3 separate regions of the Homo sapiens genome follow, and all the other regions are linked to region 2. The links are chromatin loops, found by intact Hi-C in ENCODE. Cell type or tissue: PC-3. All regions are shown on one strand.

Region 1 (8,000 bases), 290 kb before region 2:
ACACACTGGGAAAGTGACTCCAGGGCATGTCAGAGAACTTCACCGCAGCCCCTCCTATCATAGGCCCGCAGGCTTCGGAGGAAAAATGGCCCTCTGGGCCTGGCCCAGTGCCCCCCTGCTGTGTACAGACTAGGGACTTGGTGCCCTGTGCTCTAGCCACTCCAGTCGTGGCTAAAAGAGGCTAGGGAACAGCTCAGGTCATGGCTTCAGAGGGTGCAAGCCCCAAGCCTTGGCAGCTTCCACATGGTGTTGAGTGTGCAGATGCACAGAAGTCAAGAACTGAGGTTTGGGAACCTCCACTTAGATTTCAGAGGATGTATGGAAACACCTGGATGTCCAGGCAGAAGTTTGCTGCAGGGACAGGGCCCTCATAGAGAACCTCTGCTAGGGCAATGTGAAAGGGGAATTGTGGGGATGGAGTCCTCACACAGAGTCCCCACTGGGGCACTGCCTAGTGGAGCTGTGAGAAGAGGGCCACTGTCCTCCAGATCCCAGAATGGTAGATCCGCCAACAGGACAGTTTGCAGAGTGCACCTGGAAAAGCTGCAGGCACTCAACACCAGCCCATGAAAGCAGCTGGGAGGAGGGCTGTACCCTCCAGGGCCACAGGGGCAGAGCTGCGCAAGGTCATGGGAGTCTACTTCTTGCATCAGTGTGACCTGGATGTGAGACATGGAGTCAAAGGAGATCATTTTGGAACTTTAAGGTTTAATGATTGCCCTATTGGATTTTGGACTTGGATGGGGCCTGTAGCCCCTTTGTTTTGGGCAATTTCTCCCATTTGGAATGGGTGTATTTACCCAATGCCTGTACCCTCATTGTATCTAGGAAGTAACTAGCTTACTTTTGAATGTACAGGCTCACAGGTAGAAGGGACTTGTCTCAGATGAGACTTGGGACTTGGACTTTTGGGCTAATGCTGGAATGAGTTAAGACTTTGAGGGACTGTTGGAAGGGCATGATTGTGTTTTGAATTGTGAAGACATGAGATTTCAGAGGGGCAAGGGGCAGAATAATATGGTTTGGCTGTGTCCAAACTCAAATCTCATCTTGAATGTAGTTCCCATAATCCCTATGTGTTGTAGGAGGGACCAGGTGGAGATAGTTAAATCATGGGGGTGGTTTCCCCCATCTTGTTCCCATGACAGTGAATTCGTTCTCACAAGATCTGATGGTTTTATAAGGGGTTTCCCCCTTTGCTAGGCACTCATTCTCCTTCCTGCTGCCATGTGAAGAAGGACATGTTTGCTTTCCCTTCTGACATGATTGTAAATTTCCTGAGCCCTCCCAAGCCCTGTGGAACTGTGAGTCAATTAAACCTCTTTTCTTTATAAAATGTATGTCCTTATAGCAGCATGAGAAAGGACTACTACATACACTATGTTTTTTTCCTATACAGTATCAAGCAGGTAGCATGTATAGTGTGAATATATCAGACAAAGGGATGATTCATGTCCAGATTCATGTCCAGGGCAGGACAGAGCAGGATGGTGCAAGATTTCATCATGCTACTCAGAATGGTGTGTAATTTAAAACTGATTAGTTGTCTATTTTTGGAATTTCCACTTAATATTTTTGGACCACTATTGACTGCAGATAACTGAAACTGGAAAGCAAAACAATGGATAAGGGGGGACTACTGTATTTGCTTTTTCTTCCCCATATGTTTCTGTCAGCCTTACCATTTATAGACTTATTAAATGTATTCTCCATCAAGAAGTACCATACAGTATAACTTCTAATTGAGAAAGTTAAAAATAAGAAAATGGATTAAAGTTGATGGGATTACTGACTTTACCATGTATCTCATGATACATGGTAGCAGTCTGCCTTATAAAACTATAAGATGGGATACCAAATATTCAACTATGATGCCAGCCAGAAGTTAACACGTTGTGCAGTTGGGGTGCTAGCATATGAAATATGGTATGTGGTCTGAAGCTGTGACAATTTTATGGTACCAATGCTTCCATGGCCTGAATGCATGAATTTAGCAATTAAGGGGCAGAACTGGAATGACACCTCTCATAAAATCACATAGTGGCTGAATCACAGAAGCTTGCATCACACTCCAGTCCCCCTGGGCTCTGCTGGTTTAGGGGGTCTTAGAGGCCAAAGGAGGGTTGCTTCCACAGGGTACCAAGTAAACACTGGCTTAATTGCATTGGAAACTGAGTTTGCCACTTTTTCGTTTCCAATTCTAAAACCACAGGATGAAAAGTCAAAAGAAGACTATGATATGACAGAAATGATGATTCTAGCTATAATGGGGAAACAGTGTTGCTATTATGCAATAGGATCAAGAAGGGTGTTGGTAGAAATCCAGCAATCCTCTGGGGTGCTTCTTAATACTGCCATGTCCAGCATCAAAAGTTAAAGGAAATCCACAGCAACCCAGTATGGGAAGAATGATCAAGGGACAGCTTTCTCAGGATCAAGGTATAGGTAAATCCTTGGTTGAGGGGAAAAGAAACTTGAAATTGATAATAGAGGAGTTGAGTCATCAGTGCAAATACAGCACCAAGACGAATTATAGAAATAAGACTGTAACACCTACCCATATTTTCTTTCATGTATATATGTATAAATCTTAACTGTTTTTCCTACCTTGTATCTCCGTTCTATTATTTCTTTATTAATAGTGGCTTTTACAAATTAGTCCATAGTTTACAGAATATTGAGACAATACCATGGCACAATTCCAGAATAATTGGATATCTTCCAGAATGCCTGAATTTTGATCTGGATGAAACTTCAACTGGTCCCTTTTATATGAGGAAGAATAGTTACTTTAAGTTAAGTAGGAACATTTTTTTTTCCTGGAACTTTAAGCATGGGGAGAAGCTTGTAAGTTGGTGTTGAGCTGCCGGAAGTTTGGCTTATAGTGGACATTCGTGATTCATTTTGACTGTATGGCAACCAAGTCCCATTCTATACTCTATTTGAGAATTCCTACTCATGAATCTTGGTGTGGGGCAAAAAGAGTCTATCGCTAATGAGGCTAACAATGCCAGACATTTAACAGCTTCTTTTGAAGACAGTTTATTGTCATGAGACTTAGTTAGGTTCAGAACTGGACTTTAAGGGTTAGTGATGGAAGAAATCAAGAACAGGGGTCTTTTTTCTTGTGACTATGGCAAAGACACCTATTAATATTACTTCCTTATAAACAATAAAGCTAAACTTAGTGTGAAACTTTCAGATTTTATCCTGAAATTGGGCTCTCCAGCCCTGCCAATGTGTTTACAAATTATTCACTATCCTTTTAATAAATTCCTTTCCTGCTTAACTCCAGCTAGAGTTGCTAGAAACCATGATATCAACTACCATAGCATTTGTTGAGGCATTTCCCAATATTTTACTACTGTTATGAATTCCTTTTTAAAAATTCTTTTTAAACAACCCCTTTACAAATATTTATTTTTAAAAGTCAGCCATGGACCTCGTACTTTAAAATATTTTAATATTAAGTAAAATGCATTCGTTAACATTACCACTTCTAGGAGCCCCAGGTTGAGGATCACCAGCATAAGATAAACCAAGCATATATTGTGCAGCAACATCTCATTAATTCAAATGAAATGGGAAAGATTGTCTATATCAATGTGAAATACTCACTTTTAAAACAATGAGGTTTTATTATTTCCAATTACTTACAGCAAGTAACTGCATCTAACTACCATCAAAGCATTACTAGAAATGTTAGAAATCTACTAGAAATAACTAGAAATCTGCCAAGCTAGATATATAGAGTACATGTTAGTATAATCAAGTTTTATTTTGTTGGAAGGGACCTGTATTATTCAGGATTCTTTCTGTTTCAAATAATTTTTAAAAACTGAACTCAAACTGGCTTAAAAATGAAAGGGAATGTCTTGACACACAGAACTTAAAAATCCAGAGGTTAATCTGGCTTCAGACATTATTAGATGTATGGGCTAAAAAAAGAGCCAGGACTCAGTCTCCCTCTCTCCACTGCTTGGCTATAGTTTCCTCTGTATTGGTGTCATTCTCAGGCAAGCCCTACCCGACTTGCTAGCAAGATAGTTGCCAGAAGTTCTGGGCCTACCTCTTACCCTTTCAGCAACCTGTAAAGGAAACGATTTCTTTTTCCCAATAGTTTCCTTAAAAGTCTTAGGACTGCTTCAAATTTTCCGAGCGTGGACCATGTGCCCTTTCTTGGCCAACGAGATAAAAGTCACTGAATGTCTATATAAGGATCAGATGCCCATTTCTGGAAGCTGAGGATGATTTTAGCTCTACCATACCTTGTAGAAATGGGGGAGAGGTGGTTCAACAAAGAACAATGGGATGCTGTTACCAGAAGAAGGAATAAGATGCTGGCCAGGTGAAAAGACCAATTTCACGAGAGAACCTTAAATTACCAGCGCCACCTGGTGCATCAAAACTCCTCTGAAGCCGGGCGCAGTGGTTCACACCTGTAATCTCAGCACTTTGGGTGGTTGAGGCAGGAGCATTGCTTGAGCCCAGGGGTTGGAGACCAGCCTGGGGAACATAGGGAGACCAACCCCTCCCCCTACCCCAACACACCTCTACAGAAGATTTAAAAATTAGCCAGGCATGGTGGTGCACGCCTGTCATCCCAGCTAACTGCAAGGCTGAGATTGGAGGATTGGTTGGGCCTGGGAGGCTGAGGCTGCAGTGAGCTGTGATTGTGCCACTGCACTCCATCCTGGGTGACAGAGTGAGACCCTGTCTCAAAAACAAACAAACAAACAAACAAACAAAATTCCTCTGTAACACTACTGATGGCTACTGAGCTTCTACTTGTATACTTCCCATACTGATATATTTTCTATTCTATTCAGCAACTTATTCTGTTGCCAGTAAGTGTTAAAGTTCTTCCTTATGTGGAATTAAAATTTGCTTCCTTGGATTTTAAAAACATCTATCTGTTTATGCTCTGCTCCGTGGAGTTCAGCACGTGCCCATTCCTACTTAAAAATGACACTCCTTACAGTGTTTGAAGTCAGATTTCATACAAATAATGCACCCCATTTCTCAAATGACTCTTTTTCTCCAGAACCTTTATTATCTTGGACACTTTTCCCCAAGACATTTTCTTGCTCATTGATGTTGCCATAAAATATACTTCTATAAAAGAACATACTTGGAAGATAAATAAAACAAGGAAATGAGAGTACACCATGAAATACAGAAATCATTTTGTTAACTGTGACCCATCTCTCTAAATGCAGCCTGATTTGGTTAGAAGAGCAATCCTTGGATTTGGAAGTAGATAAAATGCAATGTCCTGCTTTCTTTTTCTTTTTTCTTTTTTGTCTTGACTAGAGTGACTGTAGTCTGGTTTACCCAAGACAGTCTCAAATTATCCATTTTGGGCTAGTGTAATTATTATGGTGTCCCCCTTCTCTTTCAAAACCTTATTTTGGTCACGCTAGTCTTGAACCACTATCTGCATATACTGTTCATAGTTTGAGATAAATCATACCACAAGTTTTGGCTATGTGCCAGAGGTAGCAAAACCTACAACCTGTTCAGTTTTTGGATTTCATCCAGGTCAGATGTGCTGATTGAGTCAAGGAGTTTCCATGCTGGACAAGTATGTACTTTTGGTTGATCAGTGCTAGATAATAATGCTTCAAAACTTTGTCTAGGTAGTCTAATTATTCAGAGGACTGTGTGATATTTGTGACATTGCCAGATGGAGCACGTTCAAGGAGAAAGACAACTATGCAGCCACAAGAAACCCACACTATCACCTTGTGCTTGAGGAAATGGTGTTTTATCATCACGTTGTTAATCGATTGACAATACAATTACTTACAGTTCATTTATGCTGGAATAAATGTAATTACCGATATATTTAGGATTATGTCTATCAGTTTGTTATTTGTTTCCTATTTGTTCAAGCAGTTCTATGTTTCTTTAAAAATGTAAAGAAGACATGTTGATCCACTGATTAATGTTTCAATGGCCTTATTTTCTTGAATAGCTATTGGAGTGTTCAAAATAGAAATAGACCACATTCCAAACATGATGTATCACTATAGTGGTTTCAGAGCAAGGGCAGATTGAGTGAGCTATGTGTAAGGGTACCCAGAAAATTTATCACCAAGAATGAAACAATTTTGAGAGTGAGAGAGGGTGCTATTAATAATTATTCTGGAATGACAGGTGTAAACCAGGACAATTCCAGGCACACAAAGATGTATAGTGACCCTAAACAAACATGTATTTATTGTATAATTAATTGTTTCCTATTAGGGAGCTGTGCACAAGAATTCTGATCATGGAAGCTGGCGATAGGAAACTTGTTGTATTTGCTGTATTAAGTGTGTACCTTAAATAATAAACAAGTTCTATGATTAGGATTTGGTCCAAGCAAATTAAATGTCTAGAATTTACACATCCAGAAATTATACATGTACTGTATCATTTGTAGGCATCAAGATTAGTAAGTATTACATGAATCAGGTCTTAAATAGTTTGGGAAAAGTACAAGTTGTTTTGAGATACCTCAATCCTTCTTCATTCCCATTACTAATCATGAAAACAACACAAATGTTTTTGTTTTCTTCTTGACTTGGGTCACATTCCATTGTGGGGTGATGTAAGAGTTTTAGCCAAGCATAGAATAGTAATGAGCAATTTGGGAGATTCAGTTCTAAAACCTTGCCTAGGGTCACACACAACTAGCACTTAGAATCTAAGAACATGGAACCATTTGACTTGTAAGGTTAATTGTATACCTGTTGACTTTGGGCATATTTTCTAAGGTTAAACTGGAAAAACAAAGAGTCGGCTATGGTCCACTTGTTCAAGAAAAAAAAAATGCAAGCCCATGAGTCTTCTAGTATTTTTCCTATCCCATTGAAATATACAAGCGACCATAGGTTTCCTCTGCAAACAGCTGAGGCCTCTTGACTTCTGCTTCTAAGCCAGTAGTTTCCAGCTTGGATGCACATTAGAATCATCTAGGGGGACCCTAAGAAATCCTGATGTGGCCAGGCACAGTAGCACACGCCTGTAAATCCCAGCACTTTGAAAGGTCGAAGTGGGCAGATCACGAGGTCAAGAGTTTGAGACCATCCTGGCCAACATCGTGAAACGCCTTCTTTACTAAAAATACAAAAATTAGCTGGGTGTGGTGGCGCATGCCTGTAGGCTCAGCTACTCAGGAGGCTGAGGCAGGATAATCTCTTGAACCCGGGAGGCGGAGGTTGCAGTGAGCTGATATTGCGCCACTGCACTCCAGCCTGGCGACCGAGCGAGATTCCGTCTCAAAAAAAAAAAAAAAAAAAGTCCTGATGCATGAGCCATACCTCAGATCAATTAAATTATCATCTCTGGTGGTGGAACCTAGGCATCTGCATTTTTTAAACACTGGAGATAATTCCAATGTGCAGGCAAGGTTGAGAACCATTGTTGTAGTTTCAGCTCCATCCCCAGCTCTGCAACCATTAAGAGCTAATTTGAGGAGTTCTAGTCCAGTGCTGCAAGATGTCTGAAAGATTCAAAATCGAGTTACAAAGCTAGTCTGACTTACCAGTTCCAGTAACTAAATTTTTAAGAGTTACAGGCTAAAGTAAGAAAAAGAAGAATAATTGGATTTGGATTTAGCTAGGCTTTATTTTATTTTTTTTTTGACATCTTTTTTTGAGACAGAGTCTCACTCTATTGCCCAGGCTGGAGTGCAGTGGCATGATCTCAGCTCACTGCAATCTCTGCCTCCCGGGTTCAAGCGGTTCTCCTGCCTCAGCCTCCTGAGTAGCTGGGATTACAGGTGTGTGCCACCACACCTGGCTAATTTTTGTATTTTTAGTAGATATGGGGTTTCACCATGTTGGCCAGGCTGGTCTTGAACTCCTGATCTCAAGTGATCCACTCACCTCTGTCTCCCAAAGTGTTGAAATTACAGGTGTGAGCCACCACACCCGACATAGGTAGGCTTTATTTTTAAACCAGAATCACGAATTTAAATTAGCTGTATGGCCTTCGACAAGTTTACATATTCT
Region 2 (8,000 bases):
AAGTGGAAGATTTTTATAGATTCAATTGATGTCATTTTTTAAAAATCCTAAAGAGATGCAAAAATATATTTACAAATTTGAAAGTAATAGATAGATATATTTTTAGATACAGCTAGAATGTGTGTATGTGCATGTATGTGTGTGTGTGAGAGAGGAGAACACCATAATTAATGTTAGAAATATACAGAAAATAAAAAAACAGAATGATCCAGTAATAACTAAATTGGATCCATAATCCAAAATGTCTTGGCCCAGAAGAAATCAAGAAGATTGGAAGAATACTGCAGAACATTGCTACTGTCTTTCTGCACCACATAGAGCAATGATTCATAAAGTCTAGGGTACATAAAAAGCATCCTGGTAACTTATTACAAATGCAGATTTTCAGGCCTCATCATGGAAGAGTCTTATTCTAAAACTCTTGAAAAGCATTTTTTTGTTGTTTTGTTTAGAGATGGGGTGGTCGCTATGTTGCTCAGGCTGTAGTGCAGTGATTATTCACAAGCACCATCACAACACACTACAGCCTTCAACTCCCAGGCTCAGGTAATCCTCCTGCCTTAGCCTCCTGGGTAGCTGGGACAACAGGTGTGTGTCACTGCCTGGGCTGGAAAAACTTCATTTGTAACAAGCAATCCAGGTTACCACAATCAAGGTGGCCTTCAAACCACATTCTAAGAAACACTGCCTCGAGTCATATGACATTCGGACACACATCTGTCCTTCCTAATTGTGCTGAACACATACCAGAGTTATGTGTATAGGTGTAAGGGCATAAATTTTGTGGGGCCCACAGACTTAAGAACTAAATAGCAACAACAACAAAAGCAGTATTAGAAAGTCACATGCCACATTTTTTACAGGTTTTTTTCTGTTGAATAACTATGGTTTTCCATAATTTTTAAAAGCATAATCAATCTCTATTCTCTATATTAGAAAGCAAAACATGATCAAATAGGTTACAACTATTCCCCTCTGCCAGCTGATACCAGTCAGGGTCTAGGAGGTGCGGAAGCTGGAACTGAATGTAGCAGAGAGATGCAAAGCTCTAGTACTCACCCCTGGCCATTAGCAGCCTCATTGTTAACAAATATAATTTTCTATATTTCTTATGACATCAAAAAGGCTTAAAAGCAAAACTATGGAGTATGTGAAAGTATTAACTTCTGTTTTGACAAACATTAGAGCTGAACAATCTAATTTCTCATTGGAGAGCCTTGAACCTTATTGACAGGAATAGGAAGGATTTCTTGTCTAGGTGAATATGCTTAATACTTTCACTGATTAAGCATTTACTGTTCTCCATTATAACTGGCACCATCATAAATGCCAGAGATGAAAACAAAGGAAAACAAAACAAAACTGTTATGGATTGAACATTTGTGTCATTCCAAAATTCATATATGAAACCTTGACCCCCACTGTGATGGTAACTAGAGATGGGGCTTCTAGGAGGTAATTAGGTTTAGATGAGGTTGGATGAAGTTATGAAGGTGGGGCCCTCATCATGGGATTAGTGCCCTTGTAAGACACACCAGAGAATTTGCTCTCTTTCCTTCTCCAAGTACACAGACAGAAGAGGTCATGTGAGCACACAGTGAGCTAGAGGCCACCTAAAAGCCAAGAGAAGAGGCCTCAGAATAAAATCTACTTTGTAAGTGCCCTGCTCTTACTTGCCAGCCTCCGGAACTGCGAGAAATAAATTTCTGTTGTTTAAGTCACACAGTCTGTTGTATTTTGTTATGGCAGCCCTAGCTGAGACAAAAACAAAACACCTCTGAAGAAGCAGTGGTCCCTGTGATCTCAAGGACCCAACAATTGAAAGTCTGGAACAACAATTCAAAAGGTGACATGATACCCATGGACAAGGTTCAGGATGGAGGACACAAACAAAACGCCCAGGGAACACACGAGAGGAAGTGCTTATCTCCTACCATGAGAGAGATCAGTAGCTGTGGGCAGGTTGCTAAAAGGAGCTGATAAACAAGATGGGCCTGAAAAGCAGGATTTTATTAGACTTAGAAGGGTAAGTGGCAGAATAATGTTCCGAAATAACCAAGGTTTTTTTCCCTCTGGTTTTCCTTTTCATCTGTTGTAGTCTCCACCCCTTCAAGCAATAGCAAGATTGAGCAGCATTCACCGCCCAGGGAAGACATCAATTATAAGCAGAATGAAGATAAGGAAGAGATCAAAGGCCTGGAAGAATACTGAGCAAGGGCAAGACTTCCCATGCTAGGCCAGAACAGATCTAGAGACCTGTAGGGTCGGAAGGGGAGAGATGAAGAGGAAGCAAAGAGAGTGAAAAAATGAGGTGAGACTATGCCAACTTCCAGCAAGAAGAACAGACAAAACCCCTGCAGAGGTTTAGGGATCTGAGGTCAGTAAGAACCCATGGCTACTTTTCTGAAATAGTTTCTGGAGTAGAAAGGCTACAGTCTGTGTCTAGGCAGCTGTGCCTGCGACAGGCCCCTTGCCTACCTCCCTAGATGGCTCAATGTTACAAGAGTCCCCAAAGGCCTACGTGCAGCCACAGAATAAGGCCAAAGGAGACCAGAATTGACAGATTGTTCATACCACCTAGCAGAATAGGGCTCAATTCAGCTGTGAACAAATAGTTATATTCCTCACATATCTCTGTGTGTGGACTGAGATTCACACCTGCTACAAGAAAATGGGCATTCCAGGCAGAAGGAACCTAAACAAAAAACAGAAGGATTGGAGGGCAGAGAACTTCCCGGGAGAACCAAGTAGAGGCCTAATAGTGAGGGTTTTTGAATACCAAATCAACTCAAAAGTTAGAGAGATTCTCTGAAAAGTTAGTCTCATCAACCAACTCTTCTGCACAAACCCTGCCAGTGACTTTCTATCTCATTTGGAGAAAAATTCTACTAGGTCCTGGCACATCTCACTAACTTCATCTCCCACCACTCCCCCTCACATTCCAGAACCAGACTCACTTACTGCCCTTAAAATAAACCTCAGGACTATATTTGCTTTGCCCTTTTATCTGGAATGTATCCCCCAGCTACATGCATAGCTTTCTTCCTCATTTCCCTCAGATCTCTGCTCAAATAGTATCTTCTCAGATACATTTTCCTTGGCATCCCTATATAAAATAGTTCTGCTTCTAACACTCTTAATCCTTTTACAACATTACCCTTTGTCATTGCAATTAATCCTACTCTGGTGTGCACCCCTGCCTTGCCACCACTACCACCAAACATAAACACCATGAGTAAATTTTGTTTGTATGTTCATTGCCGTAAACAAAATATAGAACAAGGCCCGACACAGAGCAGACACTCAATAAGTGAATGAATTGATGGGACCAGGTCTCAAGCTCTGAGATTAAAAAATTTGAGAAATCATGCTTTTTAAGTAAACCAACCACTTTCAATTTGAAGTTCATTAAAAGTCTTCAGAGAGTGATTATTCCGGGATCACTAATAACTCTAATTTTATACGTATAATTATATACGTGGGGCCTGCATATCAATATGTGACCAGCACAATGTGTGATGAGAGTGACTTTCACATGCCACTGAGCAAGTGTCCTTTTTATACAGTCTTGTTGCTGTGTGTTTTTACATGTATACATATATGTATGTGTGTATACTATGTGTATGTATACACACACACACACACAACTCACGACAAGCCTATATTCTCTGATTTTTTTTAATCTGAAAGCTTTTTCTGACACAAATCACTGTTTGTCTTTTGCAGCGATGCATTCTATGGTGACTTAATGTTTTCAATTGTTCACAACTGAGCTATACTTAGAGATCTATATGTTTTTACATTTGAAAATAAATATCAGGGAGAATATTACTATTTTAAAGGTAATAGTAGAACTTTTAGTGAACACTTGATATCAAACACATTGTGTTTTTCTAGTAAGTTAAGCATCTCTCCACAAACTAGTACCTTGAAAAACAAGTACCAACCAAAACATTTGGAAGTTGTTTTTGTTGGTTTGTTTTAAACAACAACAAAAAAGGCCATTTCCACTAGCAAACAGAAGCAAGGTACAAAACTTAGCTTAGTAACAAAAACACAAAAGATGAGTAAATACCCACAGGTTTTTATTGGGGAAAGTCAGCGGGACACCCTGGGAAACAGAGCTTGGAAAGAGTGCCTCCTAGTGGGCAAACTAACTCAATGTAGACGTGATGAGATGGAAAAGTACCTTTTACACGAAAATGAAATGGGATATTTGGGAAATCATACCACTAATGAAAAAACATTCACAGCCCTGAGAACTCATTTCCTGGCAAGTTACCACTTCCTTGAATTCTCTCACCTGCTAAAATGATTACATACAGATTTACCCACGAAGAAAATAAACTAAGCTGCCCTGCAATGCTTGAGAAATCCCTTCTAGCAAGTGGAAAATTTATAACAATTTATGTGGAGAAGGAAAATAAAACAAAGTGAGTAAAGTAAAAATCTAAAGCTAGAGTCCCTCATGCTTATCTTTGCTGTTTCAACTTTGTGCCTCTGCTCTTATGGACCATTCATTTTATGTCCACTAAATATTCAATTAAGTTTTCAGATTTTAGGGGCTTAAATTTATTTAAGCAGCAAGGAACATCAATTTTTCTCTAAGCCAATATACGGTAAAGGATTTTCAAGTATATGCCTGTCCAGAAAGAGTGATTTCATTTCTTTTCATCAATTAGGAAACATGCGTAATTATAGACTAACAAGTAGGAATTAACCATTATTAAAATATTTCTTTTAAGAAATTGTGTTGTCAATTTTAATAAAATGTTTGTTGAATTATGCTGTTTTCCATACTTCAACATAATCACATATAAAATTTGGCACATAAGCAAAATGATTTTTTTCTTACAATTTGTGATTTTTAAAAATATGCTGACTTCCAGGTAGAATTATATTACTTCAAGAAAAGCAAACATTTTACCTAGTGAAATTTGTCAATTTGGGCATCACTAGGAGAACTGAACTAAGAAAAGGAATTTGATTTATAGAAACTATTTGAATGTATCTAGCTCCATAAGTGAGCTAGCTTCATTAAGTGAGCTGGATACATTCTTGGATAAGTGACTAACTTTTTGGAAAACTCATCCCTTCCACATCACCCCTTTGCCCTAAATCTTCACTGTATAAACTTGTTTGATATCTGGCCCTTGATGACTTAGCTCTTGTTTACCAGTCCAGCCTCATCCCCCATGACTTCTCAAATTTGCATTACCCACCAGTCATCTTAAACTGCTGTTTCATTCTCTTTCTCCATCCATACACGACATTCTGTCGGATCTGCCTGCTTTTACCAGTGCTGCTTGCTTTGCCAGGACACACTTCCAGCAAGTACCTCCTTCTCCCTCCTCTCTCTCTTCACCTATAAAAAAATCTACAAATCTTTCAGCTTTGGTGTCATCTATTCCGAGTCACCTTGGGATGAACAAAGTGGCCCCTTCTCTGAGGTCTCATGGCACAAGTTCAGAAGTTTTCTTATCACTGATGCAACATACTAAAATATTCTGGTTAGGTTTCTCCTTCAAAGTTAGGCAGTAGTAATCCCAGATGGCCCAGAGGGGACCCTCTGCAAGTGTTTAATGAATTGGATATTCTATATTATGCAGGCTCTCATATTGTGAGAGATATTTCATTAAAACCTAGGTAAAATTATTGTTACCGAACATGAAACCACAATATTTCCTCATGTAAGTTATTTACAGTAGTGCAAGACCAAGTTGATTAGGGCAGTAAAAATTATCAGGTAAGCAAAGGAGGATTATAGTTTCTGCTTGAAAATTTGGACTCACGTAAATTTAGAAATAACTCTCTAGTATTTAAAAATTAAAATTTTGGCTAACACTAATATTTGGTCCTTTTTTCTTTGGTTAAAAAAGACACATAAATACTCAGACACAAAATGATACTGTTTCATTGACAAGAATTCATACATTGAATACCAAGTTATAAAAGTCCATGTACAAAACCACCCAGGCAATAAAAGTATTACCATTTGGTCGTTATGAATTTTAGATTATGTAGGAATGTTCTTGGCCAATTAAGTCTATAATAAAAATACGTATTTTTTTTAAGTTGGCATTCTCATTCACTATTTCTGTTTGTTTCTTATTTGGAGTTTGCCGGAAGGACTCATGATATGCCTCTGGCAACGTATTCATTTTGTTAGACCAGGACTGAAAGTAAATATTGGCATCGATGTTTCTAATAAGAAAGTAGAACATCTGACTCTATCACTCAGGAGGCTGTTGCAGCAAAATCACAGCATAATCTGTCCTTAAAATAGTACTGTTAAGAAATGTATTTTTTTTACCAAAGATTTGCTAGACAAATCATATATTTTTTAAAAAGAAACAACAAAAAGAAGATGTTTAGTGGTCAGGCCATTAAAATGGAAAGCCAACACCCATGGCTAAAATTAATGCCTATTTTAAATATAGACTGGCCTTTTAAAATTCATCTGCTATAAAACAGAATATGGATAAAAAACTAAACTAAAATACAAGCAGAAATGGAAACTTTTCTTAAAAATGATTTCTTAATGTTTCTGTAGGATACAGTCATTTACTTTCCTTAACGTTGTACAGAAAAAAAGAAACATATCTACATATTAGTCAACAACTTAAAGGTAGTCAATGCAGTATAATCCATACTGTACCAACTAATATGATCAAAAGCTATTTAAAGAAAATGTGCCTAATCATTAATAGTAACATAAAAAGAATAGCACTGAAAACAACTTTTAATCTGAGATGTTGTCAGCACTTAGAACAAATAACCTGGGGGGAGGAGCCAATATGGCCGAATAGGAACAGCTCCGGTCTACAGCTCCCAGCCTGAGTGACGCAGAAGCCAGGTGATTTCTGCATTTCCATCTGAGGTACCGGGTTCATCTCACTAGGGAGTGCCAGACAGTGGGCGCAGGTCAGTGGGTGCGCGCACCGTGCGCGAGCCGAAGCAGGGCGAGGCATTGCCTCACTTGGGAAGCGCAAGGGGTCAGGGAGTTCCCTTTCCAAGTCAAAGAAAGGGGTGACGGACGCACCTGGAAAATCGGGCCACTCCCACCCGAATACTGCGCTTTTCCGACCGGCTTAAAACACGACGCACCACAAGATTATATCCCGCACCTGGCTCGGAGGGTCCTACACCCATGGAGTCTCGCTGATTGCTAGCACAGCAGTCTGAGATCAACCTGCAAGGCGGCAGCGAGGCTGGGGGAGGGGCGCCCGCCATTGCCCAGGCTTGCTGAGGTAAACAAAGCAGCCTGGAAGCTCAAACTGGGTGGAGCCCACCACAGCTCAAGGAGGCCTGCCTGCCTCTGTAGGCTCCACCTCTGGGGGCAGGGCACAGACAAACAAAAAGACAGCAGTAACCTCTGCAGACTTAAATGTCCCTGTCTGACAGCTTTGAAGAGAGCAGTGGTTCTCCCAGCACGCAGCTGGAGATCTGAGAACGGGCAGACTGCCTCCTCAAGTGGGTCCCTGACCCCTGACCCCCGAGCAGCCTAACTGGGAGGCACCCCCCAGCAGGGGCACACTGACACCTCACACGGCAGGCTATTCCAACAGACCTGCAGCTGAGGGTCCTGTCTGTTAGAAGGAAAACTAACAAACAGAAAGGACATCCACACCAAAAACCCATCTGTACATCACTATTATCAAAGACCAAAAGTAGATAAAAACACAAAGATGGGGAAAAAACAGAACAGAAAAACGGGAAACTCTAAAAAGCAGAGCGCCTCTCCTCCTCCAAAGGAACGCAGTTCCTCACCAGCAACGGAACAAAGCTGGATGGAGAATGACTTTCACGAGCTGAGAGAAGAAGGCTTCAGACGATCAAATTACTCTGAGCTACGGGAGGACATTCAAACCAAAGGCAAAGAAGTTGAAAACTTTGAAAAAAATTTAGAAGAATGTATAACTAGAATAAGCAATACAGGGAACTGCTTAAAGGAGCTGATGGAGCTGAAAACCAAGGCTCGAGAACTACGTGAAGAATGC
Region 3 (8,000 bases), 120 kb before region 2:
GACTTTTTTAATCTAAATTTGCCCTTTATTGATACAGAAAAGTTTCTCTTAAACTACAACTGGACTGTGACATAGACATCTTTAACAAGCCTCAGGATACTTAAAATGCTAGGTCTAGGCTGGGCGTGGTGGCTCACACTTGTAATCCCAGCACTTTGGGAGGCCAAGGCGGGTGGATCACCTGAGGTCAGGAATTCGAGACCAGCCTGACCAAGGTGGTGAGACCTGTCTCTACTAAAAATCCAAAAATTAGCCAGGCGTGGTGGTGGGGGCCTGTAATACCAGCTACTCGGGAGGCTGAGGCACGATAATCATTTGAGCCCGGGAGGTGGAGGCTGCAGTGAGCTGAGATCACTGTGCCACTGCACTCCAGCCTGGGCGACAGAGCAAAATTCTGTCAAAAAAAAAAAAAAAGAAATATGCAGAGGTTTTCATTTTTTTCAGTGCTATCAACAAAACAGTGCTATTAACAAAACACTACAATCCATTCAGTAAATGCTACTACAAAGCAATTTTGGAAAGTTAGATTCTAAAATACACTTTTTTTTTTTTTTAGAAGAAATGTTCAAGAAAACATGGAAGGTATCAGGCTATCACACAACCTAAGATTTGATGTCTTATTTCTTGTAGCTCCCTTTCTTCAATCCTTATAAAAACTCACTGCAGAGACCCTAATGTTAAGGCTTATATTTGCTTAAAGTTCAAAGTGGAGCACTGCCTCTAGATTAACTATTGAAAAGAAAAAGAAAAGGAGATTAATTTTAAAAAAGAAAAACCAATAAGTTTGTTCTCTAGTTTTGGCTGTAATAATTATTAAATAAATAGTGCCAAAATACAGATCAAATAAAGTCACAAGTGGTCTTCAGTCTATGGTTAGCTAAAATGAATATCGTAAACAGGATATTCTTCCACCTTTTATATGAAAGAAGTTTTTATATAGCAAACATAAGGTGAATTGTTAATGACATCAGAGTGAGGTTCTCATCATTGTAAAAAAGTCCACTTACATAAACAAGGATGCCAAATATAGATGCTCATTGGGATGTAACCCCATTTTAAGTCAAAAATATCCTAAGTAGATCAAGACCATCCTGGCTAACGTCGTGAAACCCCATCTCTACTAAAAATACAAAAAAATTAGCTGGGCATGGTGGCGGGCACCTGTGGTTCCAGCTACTCGGGAGGCTGAGGCAGGAGAATGGCATGAACCCGGCAGGTGGTGCTTGCAGTGAGCCGAGATCGCGCCACTGCACTCCAGCCTGGGCGACAGAGTGAGACTCTTCCTCAAAAAAAAAAAAAAAAAAAAAAAAAAATCCTAAGTCAAAATGCATTTAATACCCCTAACCTACTGAACATTATAGCTTAGCCTAGCCTACCTTAAATATGCTCAGAAAACTTACGTTAGCCTACAGTTGAACAAAGTAATCTAACACAAGCGTATTTAATAATAAAGTGTTTTATATCTCATGTAATTTATTAAATACTATACTGAAAGTGAAAGAATGATTGTATGGGTACTCAAAGTACAGTTTCTACTGAATATATATTGCTTTTGTATCATTCTAAAGTTGGAAAACTGTTTAGTTGAATTATTGTGAATCAGGGACTTCCTGTATAATATTTAGAAGTTGAATATATTTAAAACATGCATATAATCAGTATCTTCAGTTTATGGGATGAAATTCATACATTTAAAAGTCTGGGTGCCATAAGGAGCCTTTTAGGGTTTTTGGATTCTGTATCTCATGTTGTGCTAAGTTTATATGCAATCTTTAGTTTAATCTTCACAAGAAATCCATAAGACAAGCATTAATTTTAATCTCCATTCCTTCCTGACTATTGAGCATTGGCTATAGGTCAGAAAATGTTCGAGGCTCCAGGGTTAGAGAAGTGAACAACCGCAGCTGCAAAAAGTCCTTGCCCTCCTGGAGCTTACATTCTAGTGGATATCACTTTGTCTGGATCCTTTTGAAATATTTAATTTTATTTTTCAAGACAGGGTCTCACTCCATCACCCAGGCTGGAATGCAGCAGTACAACTGCATCTCACTGCAGCCTCAACCTTCTGGGCTCAAGCAATCCTCCCACCTCAGCTCCTGAGTACCTGGAACCACAGGCACACACCACCATGCCTGGCTAATTTTTAATTTATTTTGTAGAGCCAGGGTCTCTCTATGTTGCCAAGGGTGGTCTTGAACTCCTGGGTTCAAGCAATCCTCCTACCTCAGCCTCCCAAATTCTTTTTAGTCTAACCTTGTTCAGAGCTAAGTTATTAGAAAGACTTTTTTAAAAAACAAAAAACTGTCTTTTAAACCCAAGCCAGAATCCAACACAGATACCTGAAATACAGAAAATATGAAAATGCATACAAATAAATACATACTATACCTGATATTGATAATGATATCAACAATGCCATGATGGAAAAATAAAATAGGATAAGGACATTGTGAAGTGCTGAGAATTGTTAATTTTATATGAAAGGGTCAGAGGCACAAAGTACACTATTTAGAAGCCAAACTGAGATTTGAGATTTCCTACTACCAAATCAGGGAGCTAGACCGCTGATGTCTCTTTCAGAACAACGGGAAAAGATATACTGAATTAATATTGCAGTGTTCTTATTAACATGCTGTTGTTTCAAGCAAATTAATGCTAGTCCTCAAATGTCAAGATACCACCCAAGGAATACCTTATCCAACTGGAAAAGAGTCCTAATGCTTTATTTCCAAAAAATGTAGACCCTTAGTGTCAGCACAAGTACCCAGATTGGTATAGTTAATTATTTTTCTAATTCCTTACCAGCAGGATCTGGAGGAGGACATCTGGAATTCTCCCTGGCAGGCCCGCACATGACTCATGTCAGAGGAACAGTTGCATTAGATAACTGATAAGTCTGTAAATTTTTATGAGGTGTTTCCAAACCTCACATACAGTTGTCCCTCAGTATTTGTGGTGCATTGATTCCAGGGCCTCCTGCAGATACCAAAATCTAAGGATGCTCAAGCCCTAAAGTTGGCCCTGTGGAACCCGTAGCACTGTATTGTCATTCTTGCTTACAACCAGTTTGTTTCTTTCATCTAAAGCACTCCCCCTTCAAAAATAATCAAGATACACTGGTTATGTGAGCTTTATATTTGTCTGAGATTGCCATTTTTCTTATGAAAATTCATTTCATTTGGTTATAGTCATCCCTTAAATCCCAGTGTTTGCCTAAACACAAGCTATCCAGAATTACATTGAGTGATAATATTTGTCTTGATTTTGAATTAATATAAAGGGCAACAAGTGTCCAGGTATGGCCATTTAGTGTAAAATTCGTGTATTTAGTTAAGTATTTAATCATTTATTCCAAATGGGCTAACTTGTTCCAAGTAGATCACCATATGGAAAGTTTTAAGACTTTTTTTAAAATGCTGAAATAATCTGCTGTTATCCTAACTGTAAGGTCCACTGAGCCTAGACTTAACTATTTCAAAAGAATGAAGTAGACATCCTGGATCATCAGACAATGCATTTAAACAGAGACTTGGCCTGACAAATCCATAAACAAACATGTGAATTTATGGGGATAAACCAGTGACAAATCCATAAACAAACACAAGCTTTATGAGAATAAACCAGTGCTGTGTCACATAAACTCTAGGGTAAAGGAGAAAGGTTTACTAGTTTACCTAGAAATTATTCTTAAATCTTTAAACCATATCACTTTTTAAGATATATTTTGTTAACATGGATAATTATCAATTGGTTCAGTTCAGTGGTCTTGGTTTATTTTTTTTTTTTAAGGAAAAGCAGAATGCATGATAAATATAGGCTGCAATATGAAAGTCACACCAATAGGCCTGGGTTTTTAGATAAATTGGTTATAATCCGGTCACCATCACCCATCTACAGGTGACTTAATGGAATTGTAGGCAAAGTAACTAGAGTCAAATAAACTTCTGTTAGTGTTGCCTAACTACTGAAGATGCAAAAAAAGCTGTATCTTTTTTGCGACTTTCATTTATTTAAGTCACTTTACAAAAATTGATAGATCTTGCTGTTAAACTGGAAGTTTTGATCAAGAACCTAAGGCATCAGGTATCGAAGTAAGCTGGAAGACAGAAAGCATCAGAGCAACTTGTGAAACTACGTGGCTGAGAACAGGCTAGATATCTTTACATGTCAAAGGAAAGAGAGAAAGAAAGTCAGAAAGAGAGAAAGAAAGTTTAGAAAAGGAAAGGATTAGTTTTATTTATTTATTTTTTTGGCATGCACTTGTATAGGAAAAAGAGAGAACAAGATACCTACAATTGTGCTATGTAGAAGTAACTGTGTGTCCCCTGGAGCTGAGGGGAAGGGATGAAGAGTTCTGGTTTTGACCCTCTTTGGAAAATCTCCAGTGTGAGAGAGAGGCTGGCTTGCTACTCTAGCAGCAGGCTAGAAAAAGAGGTGGTTAGGTTGGGTAAACTTGCACTTCAAAAGTTTATTGGGCCAAAGTGTTGCACAGATTTATCTGGTACATTGCACAAGAGAAAGCTAGAATAATATGATCCTAGTTCTTGTCTGATAGAACCTTCTGGAAGGGCCATTAGGCCTCAGCAGAGACAGGCAGAAGGTACTGAGTTGCTAGAGATTGTGCAAATCATAAGCAACTGTCCAGAGGATGGCAGCCAACTTATGACAGTACCAATCAAATAAATGTGCCAGTATTTTCCTGCCTCTCTTCCATATTCTTCCTCCCCATGTTCCAACCCAGAAGAGACAGAAATAAAGATTAATTAGCAGAAGTGTAAAGAGGCAGGGAAAAAGAGGCTAACCACACGCTCTTCCCTATTCATAAACTTTATGCCTTAGTAAGTCCTTGCTGTTGGAAGGATAGTAGTTTTAACTAAATAAAGTTAGCTACTTTGACAATCCCATGGGACTAGATTTTTAAATAATTGCGTCAAGACTATCTTTGTGATTTACAGTAATCACAAGGCTTTCTATTTCCAAAGAATTATTAGAGGTTTCAAGAAGTTTTCTAAGGTTTTATTCAGTGGCAGAAGACTTCTTTCATTGAATAAATTATAAAGAAACAACCAGTGACAAAATAGTATCACTTTATGATTAGACCTCATGAATCCTAACACATTAGTCACACTGTGATGGTTAATACTGAGTGTCAACTTGTTTGAAGGATCAAAGTATTGTTATTGGGTGTGTCTGTGAGGGTGTTGCCAAAGGAGATCAACATTTGAGTCAGTGGACTGGGAAAGGCAGACCCTAACCTTCATCTGGGTGGGCACAATCTAATCAGCTGCCAGCATAGCCAGAATAAAAGCAGGCAGAAGAACATGGAAAGATGAGACTGGCTTAGCCTCCGAGCCTACATCTTTCTCCCATGCTGGATGCTTCCTATCTTCAAACATCAGACTCCAAGTTCTTCAGCTTTGGGACTTGGACTGGCTTCGTTGCTCCTCAGCTTGCATACAGCCTATTGTGGGACCTCATCTTGTGAACATGTGAGTTAATACTCCTTAACAAACTTCTCTTTATACACACATCTATCCTCACAGTTCTGTCCCTCCCTCTAGAGAACTCTAATACATACATGTAAAGAGAAAAATTATGGAAAAATAAAGGATATTATCTTTTTTATAACAATAAGGGAACTGTTTGACTAAGAAATTTGTTCACAGTTACTAGGCGTGGCAACTAGAGCGCAAATTCAGATCTTTGAACTCCCAGATCAGTACTATTTTATTCTACAATAGTCACCACATTGTTTTTCATAGTGGTTGTACTAGTTTACATTCCCACCAGTAGTTTAGAAGTGTTCCTGTTCACTGCATCCACGCCGGTATCTATTATTTTTTGACTTTTTGATCATGGCCATTCTTCTAGGAGTAAGGTGGTATTGCATTGTGGTTTTGGTTTGCATTTCCCGGATCATTAGTGATGCTGAGCATTTTTTCATATGTTTGTTGGCCACTTGTATATCTTCTTTTGAGAATTGTCTATTCATGTCCTTAGCCCACTTTTGGATGGGATTGTTTGTCTTTTCTTGCTAATTTGTTTGAGTTTGTTGTAGATTTTGGATATTAGTCCTTGGTGAGATGTATAGATGGTGAAGATTTTCTCCCACTCTGTGGGATGTCTGTTTACTCCACTGATTGTTCCTTCTGCCATGCAAAAGCTCTTTAGTTTAATTAAGTCCCAGCTGTTCGTCTTTGTTCTTACTGCATTTGCTTTTGGTTCTTGGTCATGAAATCCTTGCCTGAGCCAATGCGTAGAAGGGGTTTTCCAACGTTAGTTATCTTCTAGAATTTTTATAGTTTCAAGTCTTACATTTAAGTCCTTAACCCATCTTGAGTTTATTTCTATATAAGGTGAGAGATGAGGATCCTGTTTCATCCTCCTACATGTGACTTGCCAATTATCCCAGCACCATTTGTTGAATAGGGTATCTTTCCTCACTTTATGTTTTTGCTTGCTTTGTCACAGATCAGTTGGCTGTATTTGACTTTATTTCTAGGTTCTCTATTCTGTTCCATTGGTCTATGTGCCTATTTTTATACCAGTATCATGCTGTTTTGGTGACAATGGCCTTATATCATAGCTTGAAATCAGGTAATGTGATGCCTCCAGATTTGTTCTTTTTGCTTAGTCTTGCTTTGGCTCTGCAGGCTCTTTTTTGATTCCATATGAATTTTAGGATTGTTTTTTCTAGTTCTGTGAAGAATGATGATGATATTTTGTTGGGAATTGTGGTGAATTTATAGATTGCTTTTGGCAATATGGTCATTTTCACAACATTTATTCTACCCATCCATGAGCATGGGATGCGTTTCCATTTGTTTGTGTTGTCTATGATTTCTTTCAGCAGTGTTTTGTAGTTTTCCTTCTAGAGGTCTTTCACCTCCTTAGTGTATTCCTAAGTATTTTATTTTTTTGCAGCTATTATAAGAGGTGTTGAGTTCTTGACTTGATTCTCAGCTTGGTCGCTGTTGGTGTATAGAAGAGCTACTGATTTGTGTACATTAATTTTGTATCCAGAAACTTTGCTGAATTCTTTTATCGGTTCTAGAAACTTTCTGGAGGAGTCTTTAGGGTTTTCTAGGTAAACAATCATATAATCAGTAAACAGCAACAGTTTGACCTCCTCTTTACTGATTTGGATGCCCTTATTTCTTTCTCTTGTCTGATTGCTCTGGCTAGGACTTCCAGTACTAAGTTGAAGAAAAGTAGTGAGAGTGGGCGTCCTTGTCTTATTGCAGTTCTCAACTTTTCCCCATTCAGTGTTATGTTGGCTGTGGGTTTGTCATAGATGGCTTTTATTACCTTGAGGTATGTCCCTTGTATGCCAATTTTGCTGAGAGTTTTAATCATAAAGGAATGCTGGATTTTGTCAAATGCTTTTTCTGCATCTGTTGAGGGGATCATGTGATTTTTGTTTTTAATTCTGCTTATGTGGCATACCACATTTATTGACTTGCATATGTTAAACCATCCCTGCATGCCTGGTATGAAACCTACTTGATCATGGTGGATTATATTTTTGATATGTTGTTGGATTCCGTTAGCCAGTATTTTGTTGAGGATTTTTGCATGTATGTTCATCAGGGATATTGGTCCGTAGTCTTCTTTTTTGGTTATGTCCTTTCCTGGTCTTGGTATCAGGGTGACACTGGCTTCATAGAATGATTTAGGGAGGATTCCCTCTTTCTCTATCTTGTGGAATAGTGTCAACAGTAATGGTGCCAATTCTTCTTTTTGAATGTCTGGTATAATTTGCTCATTTTTATCTTTGCTCAGGCTGTGTTTCATGCATGGAATGTTCTCTTCTCCTTCCAAATTACCTAATAAAATGCTTTTCATCCTTTAATGCTTGGCAAAGCATCACTCTCTTCTTGTGTTCTCAACCACCCACAATAATCTTCCTACATCTGAATTTCTTTAGAAACTAATGATTTACTGATATGTACTGATTTCTTACAGGTTTTTTGTCTTGTTGCTCTAAACAGACTATAAAC

The links. A loop is a pair of places that touch in the nucleus more often than their neighbours do. Peaks named below come from ENCODE experiments on the same cell type or tissue, not always from the same donor. Only the 100,000 strongest peaks of a DNase experiment are listed, where the experiment ranks them.
Region 1: a loop joins it to region 2, with 3 times the contacts of the local background. A loop is called at or near these places in 23 of 110 quality-filtered maps.
Region 3: a loop joins it to region 2, with 5 times the contacts of the local background. A loop is called at or near these places in 5 of 110 quality-filtered maps.

What each region holds. Positions count from the first base shown.
Region 1 is chr5:91,222,686-91,230,685 of GRCh38, reverse strand. All of the region lies in intron 3 of LOC107986432 (a long non-coding RNA gene), which reads left to right. Among named protein-coding and RNA genes, the nearest start is that of LUCAT1, 88 kb to the left of the region's middle. In PC-3, a CTCF peak has its summit at 4,402 (motif pointing left); a DNase peak (open chromatin) is centred at 4,395.
Region 2 is chr5:90,928,441-90,936,440 of GRCh38, reverse strand. All of the region lies in intron 83 of ADGRV1 (adhesion G protein-coupled receptor V1), which reads right to left. Among named protein-coding and RNA genes, the nearest start is that of ADGRV1, 370 kb to the right of the region's middle. RefSeq lists an enhancer at 6,453-7,005. In PC-3, a CTCF peak has its summit at 4,139 (motif pointing left); DNase peaks (open chromatin) are centred at 4,120 and 5,140; H3K4me3 peaks cover 1,597 bases; H3K27ac peaks cover 1,765 bases.
Region 3 is chr5:91,044,851-91,052,850 of GRCh38, reverse strand. The region is part of intron 85 of ADGRV1 (adhesion G protein-coupled receptor V1); the gene reads right to left. Among named protein-coding and RNA genes, the nearest start is that of LUCAT1, 270 kb to the left of the region's middle. In PC-3, a CTCF peak has its summit at 3,906; DNase peaks (open chromatin) are centred at 2,860 and 3,550; H3K4me3 peaks cover 917 bases; H3K27ac peaks cover 2,691 bases.